Regions from separate parts of the Homo sapiens genome. Here region 2 is linked to region 1. Evidence: chromatin loops called from intact Hi-C (ENCODE). Cell type or tissue: B cell. All regions are shown on one strand. Links, peaks and the distances in the headings refer to the core of each region. The heading gives the core; the rest is flanking DNA. Region 1 has its middle 65 kb from the start of LINC01243. Region 2 has its middle 34 kb from the start of LINC01243.

Region 1 (5,397 bases), core at 308-5,307:
ACCCCCATCTCTACAAAAAATAAAATAATAATTAAAACAATAGCTGGGTGTGGTGACATGTGCCTGTAGTCTCAGCTACTTGGGAGGATGAGACAGGAGCATCACTTGAGCCCAGACATTTGAGGCTGCAGTTAGCTATGATCACGCCACTGCACTTCGTCCTTCAGCCTGGGCAGCAGAGTGAGACCCTGTCTCAAAAAAAAAAAAAAGTGAAAAATAGCTGAGTTGCAGCAGACAAAACAGAAAGCAATTCAAGTCACTGTTTTTCAGAAGTTAGTTTTTCAGAACTATATTCAGAAGTTAGTTGATGTGCATCCTATCTGGTGCATCCTATCAAAGAGATGTGGCTAGTAGCATGCATGAATGATGCTAATGGCTGTCCTGGGACTATGAGGAGCTGTCTGGGCTGTCTGACCACCTCTTTCCCAGGTGGAAGGGTGAGATCAGCATCTGGGAAGGGCTCAGCATTCTTATAGTCCCCTTTTTGCTTTATTCTAATAATCGAGGGCTTGCTACCTATATTCCATCTCTCTCGTTTTCAATTGCCAAGACTGTGATAATTTCCACTTGGTTTATTTTCTCTTCTTAAAATCCCATATTTAGAACTAAAATTCACATATTAATGTTTTATTGACTCAACTATTTTCTCTGGTTCAAGGTACTCATTAAATATAAACTTTAAGGAAAATTTCATCTGTGGGTGAAACATCTTTAAGCCAATAACTGAAAATGAGTCAGGCTGAAAGATTTGATTGAATTATCACTTTCCCAGTATGGAATAACAATGATAACATTATTTAGAATGTCTTTAATCCTACACAGTGTAAATTTTAGCATGGTATTATTTTATTTTAATTTTTTTATAAATATTCAGTTCATTGCCATTGTCAATTTTTATACTTGGCTATTAGTAGTTTTCAGAATACTTTGTAAGACATTTTCACATAGTCTCTTCAAGGTATAGAATAAGTCATTTTCTAAGTTATCTGTCTGTATTTTAAGATGTATTTGAAGGATATACTATTTTAGTTAATGTTTTTCTCAACTTTTTCCACCTATGCTACTGTATTATATGCTTTCAGGTTAACTTTATTGTCAATATATGAGAATTAATAAACAACTTACAGATATATGCATGTGAATAAACCTCATGTGTATACGTTATGTGTGTATTTTTCTTAAGGTTTAGTTATTTGTATTTTTTCCGGAATAAGTCCCTGTTAAGTATTTTGATTTAGTAGTTAATTAATACATTCCTGAATTGTATTTGTTGCGTTCAATTTAGGATTCTTGCATCTATTTTATAAATAATACAGGACTATACATTTTTATTTTTTCCTATTACTGTCAAATTTTGGAATGAGTTTTGTAACATCTATATAAACTGAATTGGGAGAAATTTTCTTGTTTTGTTCTGACTAGAAAAAAATAATTATAAAATTAATGACCAATACTTTCCAAGTATGCAAGTAGAGCATCTTATTATTCATCTAAGGAGTATCAGTAAAGCTTGGAAGATACAATGCACAATTAGGCTAAAGTAAGCAATGAAATAGTCCTACCACACATTAAATATGGCAAGAAAATTTCAGTGAGGGTATATATATTTACCAGATGAAAAAACTTGACTGATATAAACTTGAGGCCCTAAGATAAAATATGTAAAGAGGTTTAATGTATTACACAGTATTTAGTAAGTGATTTTTAAGTGAGCATCAGTGGATGCATTTATGTATCTCTGGGTAGTTTCTTAGGGAGTAAAAAGCATACCTTTGAGTGGATTTATTCATATTAGAGAGAAATGGTGAATGGTTTTATTTTGGGTTTTTTTTGCCTAATAATTAAATAGTTTACTCTTATTATCTTAAAGTCTTACTCTGCTTTTCCAAGGCATAGAACTCAGATAAAAGATTATTGAGTTAAAAATAAATGGACATGATAAATCAGAAGATTTATTTCATAATAGGTTTTCTGATTTCTATAATTGGAAAAAGTCAAGACTTTAAACTGTTACCCAGTGGTTTCCTCATATTTTGTAATATAGATCAAGCAATCGATAGCATATCTACACTGTGCCTGCATGTTTAGCACAAGCTTAGCACATGTTATATCATCAATAAGCCTAAATCATTCTAAATCAATCAGTTGCAGATGGTACCCTATTTTTATGTAAAATATAGCAAGGAGGCTAGAGTTAGAAAGTCCCAATTGTTTCCACAGATGGTTTAAAATTTAGTAGCTAGCATGAGAGAAACAGACAACAATTATACAAGAAGGAATAAAATAAATATTAAAAGAGAGATACAGTCAAAATGCTATGGACATTCAAAGAATGAAGAAAATATAGAAAATAATAAGTTGAAAATACAAACCAGAAGTTTATATAAAATTATAAAGCAAAAAATAGAGCCACAAAATGTTAAAGGCAAAAATAACCATACAGAATATAATTAAAATGAAGACATATGAGATTTACATATATTGAGACTCAGTAATAAAGAAATAATTAGATGGTTAAGTAATTCAATAAACATATGTTGAGCTGCTAGGTTTAAAAAGATAAATAAGATTAACATAGCCACTGGCTTCTTATCACTTACACTTTAGTGGAAGAAAGAGATAAGTAAACAGCAACTTACAATAAATTTGATAATTTTAAAAAGGAAGACTGTAAATATAGGCCTAGCTAACTCACATTTTGTGGATCAGAGAAGGTTTTTCTGGACACAAAGGTAGATTCTATATTAGGCCTTAAAAATGGGTAGGAATTATTCAGTTGGTATGAAGGCTTCTACAGTGATAATGTACAGACATGCAAGCATGTCTGTTTATCTGTAAAGGAACTGTGGAACTTTGTCATTAATATCTGTGTAACTATTTTCTGATTCCTTCACTTGACATCCATAACAACACTGTGCATCTCTGTACTACAGGCCTGTCTGGCATCATGAACCCTAACAGGTATGTTGACTCTGGTTGTTGGCATAATTTTTCCCTTATGACTTAAAGTAATTCAGACTCCCTTATGGGGAAGGATAATAATAGCAGTGCAGCTTTAAATTAGTCCTCTCTTCAAATCCCCTAAGAAAAACAAGCAGGGTATCTAGGATAGGAAAATAAATATTTCATGTAGAACACCGTTTATGAAGCGACATGACAAGGATTCTCCAGGAACGATGAAAGGAGGGTGCGAAATAAAGCAACATAGAAATCTAGGCACCACAAGGAAAGAATCCAGGTCTACCAGCAGTGCATAGGTGGTAGGGTGGAGAAAGAGGAACTTCAACAATTCAAGAGCACAGGAACACAGAAGATGCGAATGAGTACTCACTGGAAAATTCAGAGGACCTGATACCAGCAAGTAACTATGGTAACAACAGTGAAAGAGGAAGAGGCCTCTGCAAGCTTCATTTTGTTTAAACAGATTTACTCAAACATAATTTACATCATATAAAATGTACTTGTCTTAGGCATACAATACAGTTTTTAGTAAAAATATAGGGTTGTATAACCATCACAACAACCCAATTTTAAAATATTTTCATCATTCCAAAAACATCCCTTGTTTCTTTCCCAAGTACTTCGTATAGCCAACTTCAGTTGCAGGCAACCACCAATCTACTTTCAGATTTTTTAATGCACAATTCATATACATTCAATCATAAAATATGTGAGAGGGTTTTTTTGTGCCTGGATTATTTTTAATAGTATAATTTTGTTGAGGGTCATCTGTGTGGCAGGTATCAGTACTTTGCTTCTTTTTATCATTGAATTGTTATTCCACTGTATGGATGTACCATATCTTCCTCTTCACTTGCTGGTTGATAGGTGTTTGTTTTCAGTTTTGGTGTATTATGGATTGGGCTGCTATAAACATCACATAGAAGTCTTTGTGTGGGCATGTATTTTCATTTCTCTTGGGCAGATTCCTGTAAGTGGTATTGCTGAGTCATGCTTTACATTTACATTTAAGTTTTAAAAACCATTTTACAAAGCCACTATACCATTTTACTTTCCCTCCTGTAATGTATAAGGATGTACATGTATTGGTGTCCGTCTTTTTTTTTTAGAACCATTCTAGTGGGTGTTATGTAGTATGACATTTTTGTTTTAATCTGCATTCTCCTAATTATGATGCTGAGTGTCTTTTTCCATGCTAATTGGTCGATGTACATCTTTTTGTTGAAATGTCTGTTTTTTTTTATTTGTTTGTTTTTTGAGACAAGGTCTTGTTCTCTCACCCAGGCTGGAGTACAGTGGTTCAATCATAGCTCACTGCAGCATCAAATTTGTGGGCTCAAGCAATTATCCTGCCTCAGCTTCCTGAGAAGCTAGGGCTATAGATATGAGGCACTATTTTTGGCTAACTTTTAATTTTTTTGTAGAAATGGGGTCTCAGTATGTTGCCCAGGCTGGTCTGGAATACCTGGCCTTAAGTGAATCTCCTGCCTGTCTCCTAAAGTGCTGGGATTGTACCCATGGAACCACTGTGACCATCCTGAAATTTCTATTGAAAACTTAAGCCCATTTTTAAAGTGGGCCATTTGTCTTCTGGTTATTGAGTTTATGTCCTTTGCTGGGACATGGATGAAGCTGGAAACCATCACTCTCAGCAAAGTAACACTAGAACAGAAAACCAAACACTGCATGTTCTCACTCATAAGTGGGAGTTGAACAATGAGAACAAACACATGGACACAGGGAGGGGAACATCGTGCACCAGGGCCTGTTGGGGGTTGGGGGACTAGGGGAGGGATAGCATTAGGAGAAATACCTAATGTAGATGACGGGTTGATGGGTGCAGCAAACCACCATGGCACCTGTATACCTATGTAACAAACCTGCACGCTCTGCACATGTACCCTGGAACTTAAAGTATAATAATAATAATAAAAGAAAGTAAGCTTACTGTAGAGGTATGGCTTTAAAAATAATAATAATAATAATAATAATAATAATAATAATAATAATAATCAGAATACATTTTGAATACAAGTCCTTTGTCAAAATTAGGATTTGGAAGTACTTTCTCCCAGGTTGTATCTTGTCTTTCGATTTTCTTAAAGGTGCCCTTTGAAGTATAAATGTTTTTAGTTTTTACCAAGTCTGATATAACACATTTTTCTTTTATAGACGGTGCTTCTTTATAGTATTTAAGAAACATTTTCTTTTTCTTTATAGTATTTAGTACTATAAAGTACTATATGACTCAGCAATACCACTTACAGGAACCTACCCAAGAGAAATGAAAATGACCATAAAGTACTAACTATATAATGCTTTATAGTGCTAACTATAAAGTGCTAACTATATTGTAGCAGGACGAGCCACAGACAAAACCTCTCAGACACTGAGTTGTAGAAGGAAGGGCTTTGTTCAGCTGGGAGCATTGGCAAG
Region 2 (5,397 bases), core at 318-5,317, 99 kb after region 1:
GTTAGCAGTCTTTGAAGCCTTGAAAAGGAAAAATAAGTTTATGTTAATCAACTATTAACTCAAGGCGCTCTATGGCAGTGTACAAAGAGCACCTTTTCTTCTGTAACTGCAGGGCACAGCTTCAGAGGAGACTGAAGGCGTGGTCTCCACAGGTGTTCTTGGCCAATTTCAGCACCCTGGTAGAGAAAGAATGGGATTTTATGACCTCGAGTATAGCCATTTTGGCAGAAAAACCTGAAAAATCTCTAAACACTGGATTCTCTCTGACTTTACAGGATAGAAAGTGCAGTTTCCTCCTTTTTGTCAGGGTGACATCAGCCTCCCCTGGCCCAGAGAGTCTGTAAGAACCTCCCCTAAGTTAGGGAGCTCACAAACAGGGTTCATAAGATAAGGCACCATCTCTATCCTTGTCCCTGCGGATCAATGACTAGAATTGCTTTACATCATAATTTGAAAGCCAGGAGTAGTACATTCCTTGCTATTGTAAGAAATAGTTCATTCATTGAAATTGTTACTTAAACATAAGTTACACGTCTCATATTGGCAGGAATGAAGAAACACAGCTGGAGGATCTTGACATTATTGAAACAGATAGTGGAATAGAAGACTGGATAAAGGGGAACTTAAGGACATAGTGGTTAAGTCAACTCATATTTGCTGTATAATTTTTAGTGTAAAATGTTTATATTTTGGTTCATCACAGTTACTAAGTAAATACTAACAGCAAATTGGGAAATAAATAAATTGGAATTGGTTTATAATTAAAATGAGAAGTTTATAGTCCAATTTATTTTAACTTTTATTTTAGGTTCAGGGGTTGCGTGTGCAGGTTTGTTACATGAGTATGTTGTGTGACACTGAGGCTTGGGATATGAATGATTCCATCACTCAGGTAGTGAGTATATATGCAATAGGTAGTTTTTCAACCCTCAACCCTCCCCTTTCTTCCCCCAACCCCAGTAGCCCCCAGTGTTTATTGTTCCCATGTTCGTGTCCATGTGTAAAAATGTTCAGCTCCCACTTATGAAACAATGTGTGTGCAAATTGTCTTAGTTTAAAGAAGATCTTCTTGAAGATTTGAAGTAATATGCTTTCCATTCTCCCCACCCTGGGAGGATTTACACCAATGTGAGAAAAACAACTAAAACTGAAATAATTTTACTGGAGCTGCAGGATATTGTACGCATTGCCCAAATGATCATTTCCATTTCTAACATATGTTACCTTTGTCTTTATGAGTTTGGCTCAGAGAAGAGATAATGAATGACAGAAAGATAAAGATTAACATTTTAGTTTGAAAATCTGAATGTCAATTTGGAGAAGTATCATTCTCCCACTATAAAATATCGATTCAGAGAAAAATATTTGAATTCCTGTTTTCTGTTTAGAGTTTCATTCCTCTTGGGATATTTCTGAGGTTATCATAACACTTTAGCAACTGTTTTTTAAAACAGAGCCTTCTTATTCAGATTATTACATTGTTTCATGCTGATAATGATAGCACAGTTGTTTGGATTGAATCTATTTTACCAAACTAAATGCTTATATCCTCTCCCATTTTGACAAATTTCAAAGTGCCTCTCAATTGTTGCTGTAATCTTTAGATCCTGTGGAAGGTTTTTTCCACACTTTCAATACTGACCTCTAAAAGGTAAATCAGTATACTTCTTTAACACTCACAAATTAGTAATCATCTGTAGAATGCTTAGAATCAATTGTTAATTTTCAGCATCTTTTGACCATCACTGGTCTGTCTCTGACCTGTCTAGCTGTAGGGGATAAAAGCTTATAGCATGTGAGGTTGATTTCTTTGATTTCTGATTCAGTGGATATTATTCTCATCAGAACATTGAGAATGCTTTCAGCATCACTGAAACTTTAAGACAGTTGGCTCTCCCATCTCAGGTGTGCCAGGAGGCAGTGTATGTGTGTTTACATGAATACTAACCAACAGCTGTCCCTCTCCAAGCCTTTGTAGTACTATCTTCTCCCCATAAGGTTTTTTAGTAGGTTCCAAATTGAAGTCACTATGCTATATGTTGTCTACATCAAGCAAAGCCAACATAATATGTCATCTCTTGAGGAAATTACATCCGAATTCAAAGCTCATTGTGGCACACTTTTTCAACATTTGATATTTAGAAAAATACTAACATCTACGATTCTTTTTTCCTTGATTTAAAATGAGATAACTAAATACATTCTAGTATTAAGTGAGATACCGTATTTAAAGTGATTAGTGTCAAACTTTACATCCAGCAGTATTCAATAAACATTAACAGTCATCACTATTATACTGAACTAAAGCTCTTTGTCTCCAGATATTCTGCTCTAGCTAGAATGTAGAATTCGTAAGAAAAAATTGTTTCCATTTTTTGGAAATTGTTTCCTAGATAAATTAAAAGTCCTATGTTTTTAAAGGCAAAAAGTGCTGGTGATTCAAAAGACTCTTAATGATTATGTTCCAGAGAAATACCAGAAGTTTCTAGAAAAACAGAAACCAGTGATCTCTTCCTTCTCTCAGGCATATGTTAAACCTCGGCCACGGGTGGGTAGAGGATCAAGCCTGCCAAACTTAAAGGGACTGTTATGGGATAAGGAGAAACCAGCGGAATGGATAGCAACCATTTGAACTGATGTGATAGATTCGAGTATGTGGGATCCCAAATATACAGCTAAGTTTTTCCTGCCTGCCAGTTCTTTTTTACAGGACATTTTCTGAAAGCATAATAGAATTGAAGGCTGGAGGATGGATTGAAAAACAGAAATAAGTCTTTGAAGTCCTGCTGTACTTATATCACAACATCCTGCTAGATGTACGGAACCACATGTTATTCTTAAGAACAGGAAGCTAAAAGGAAACTGAAACTCACTCAGCAGCAAAAACAAACAGGCCAAACAACTCAGCTCAGCCCTGAAAGGATTAAAGTATTGTCCCCTGCGTGTAAATGTATATCAAAAGAGAAAAATATAATAGTATTTGGTCAAATTACAATTTTTTTTGAACACAATATTTGGTATACAAAAAACATTTACATAAGGGGCAGAAAACCGTAAAATTAATATTCATATTCAACAGTTAAATAAGAAAATGGGAACAGAACAACAAACAACCTAAGTGTTAGAAAAAACACTTTATAAAAATGATTACAAATAAGAGAAAAATCAGAGAGAAAAGTGGACAAAATCAATGAAAGTATTGGTCATTTTAACAGATGGCTGAGAATAGGAGATTATTATTTTCACAGAAATTTTATAATTTTATAAAAGAACCAAATGTATTTTCTTCAACTAAGAATTTTTTAAAATCTTAAATAGTGTTGCTTGGATAGGGTAACAGCAGACTTGTCACAGAAGAAAAAATGGCTTAGAGAATTTAAGATACATTAATAAAACTATACAAAGTATAGAGTGAGCATAGATTAATTTATAAATAAAAGAAAAAATTAAAACAGAGTATCAGTCTTCTGAGGTAATGTCAAATATTTTTCCATGTTAGGAGACTGAGAATAACACAGAAAGATAATTAAGACACAGAAAATTTTGAAGATACAATATGAAAGAATCTCCTAAATTTGTAAAACCTTTAATATGAATTTCAGTAAGCTCATTAAACCCCAAACAGGATTAATACAACACAAATACACATATGCACCAACCCAAAGCATATCATAAAGGCTTCATAAAAATGCTTTTAAAAACTTAAATATTGTCATCACTGATAATGAAACCCAGATGACCAGAAGGCAATAAAATGTCATTTTTAAAGAGCAAAAAGGAAAAGAAAATCTAGTCAATAGTTTTTAATCTAGTGAAATATCCTTCATAAATGAAAGTAAAATAAATAGATAACTGGAAAAATGAAAGCTGAAAAAAATTTGTCTCCAGCATACCCACAATAGAAAAAACAAAATTTACTCTTCAGGTAAAGGAAAAATGTTTTCAGGAAGAAGCACAAATCTGCAGGAAAGTATGAGAATGATAGATTAATATAGATAAAGATAAAAGTCTATAATAAAACATTAAAAGATCTGTGTAATTTTGGATGTATGGCTTAAGTAGAATAAAATATGGTATTTATTTATATATCAATAATAACAAAAGATTGTTATTCTTGTTAACAGATTATTAAAATATTAATTCAAACTGAGCTCAAGTTAGCCATATGTATTTTAAAGTGCTAAGTAAACATTAAAATAGGAAAAGTGAAATGCAATAGTGCTGACAAAATAAAAAATTACTTGAGTTCCTCAAAAGAGACAAAAATGTAAAAAGAAAAAACAGAAGGAAATAGCAATAGCTTGTATATTTTAAAACAACCTCATCGGTAACTATATTAAATATAAATGGTCTAACCACTCCAATTACATTAGAAAAACTGTCAGATTTTATAAAAAGAGGCTTAAATATAGGCAGTTTACAAGTGAACCACTTAAGTATAAGCATAGATTTCCAGAAAAAGTTGAGCAAACTACATGCAAATAAAGTAGAAAGATGAATATAATAACTAAAGTAACAGCAATCAGTAAAATAGAAAATGGATTAACACAAAGGACATTGAAACAAGCCAAATTTTGTTTCACTAAATAGGTTAAAGCAAGAAGGAACAAAAAAAGAGAGAAAAAAATTTCTAACAAGATGATTGAGAACAGGGGATTATTATGAATTATAAAATATTTTAAACAGGAAGAGAATATTATGAGAAACTTTATGTCTATAATATAACTTAAATAAAATAGGCAAATTCTTTGAGAAAAATAACTTTAAAAAACTGACACAGGAAGAAATGGAAAACCTGCACAATTCCATGTCAGTTAAAGAAATCGGATCTGTCATTTCAAACTTTCTCATTAAAAAAAATCTTTAGACATAGATAACTTTTCTGTTAAATTCTATTAAATATTTATAAAATATATAATAGCAAACCTATGAAAAAAATTTTCAGATATTCGAGGTATAGATAATGTTTCTCTACTTGCTATCCAAGATAGAACCCTGATAATAAAACCTGGAAAATATTACTTGAGAATAAACTCCCTAATCAATATCTCTCATGAACTTGAAATAAATTTAAAGAATTGCCTGTTTTCATGTAGTAATGTATGAAAATGCTGATATATAATAACTAAGTGTTTTACTCTCTGTGAATGAATGGTTGTTTTAGACTTTAAAAATCAGTAAATCAGCCCAGGTGTAGTGGCTCCTGCCTGTAATCCCAGCACTTTGGGAGGCTGAGGCAGGTGGATCACCTGAGGTCGGGAGTTTGAGACCAGCCTGGCCAACATGGTGAAACCCCATCTCTACCAATAATACAAAAATTAGTCAGGCATGGTGGCGCACTCCTGTAATCCCAGCTACTTGGGAGGCTGATCATGCCATTGCACTCCAGCCTGGGTG

What was found. Peaks named below come from ENCODE experiments on the same cell type or tissue, not always from the same donor. Only the 100,000 strongest peaks of a DNase experiment are listed, where the experiment ranks them.
Region 2: a loop joins it to region 1, with 2.3 times the contacts of the local background. A loop is called at or near these places in 1 of 110 quality-filtered maps.

What each region holds. Positions count from the first base shown.
Region 1 is chr9:31,444,104-31,449,500 of GRCh38, reverse strand. No RefSeq gene overlaps it. Among named protein-coding and RNA genes, the nearest start is that of LINC01243, 65 kb to the right of the region's middle. In B cell, for the core only: no CTCF peak of the experiment used is centred there; a DNase peak (open chromatin) is centred at 3,330; H3K27ac peaks cover 1,326 bases.
Region 2 is chr9:31,344,698-31,350,094 of GRCh38, reverse strand. No RefSeq gene overlaps it. Among named protein-coding and RNA genes, the nearest start is that of LINC01243, 34 kb to the left of the region's middle. RefSeq lists enhancers at 2,790-2,849, 2,880-2,949. In B cell, for the core only: no CTCF peak of the experiment used is centred there; a DNase peak (open chromatin) is centred at 2,854; H3K4me3 peaks cover 1,803 bases; H3K27ac peaks cover 2,383 bases.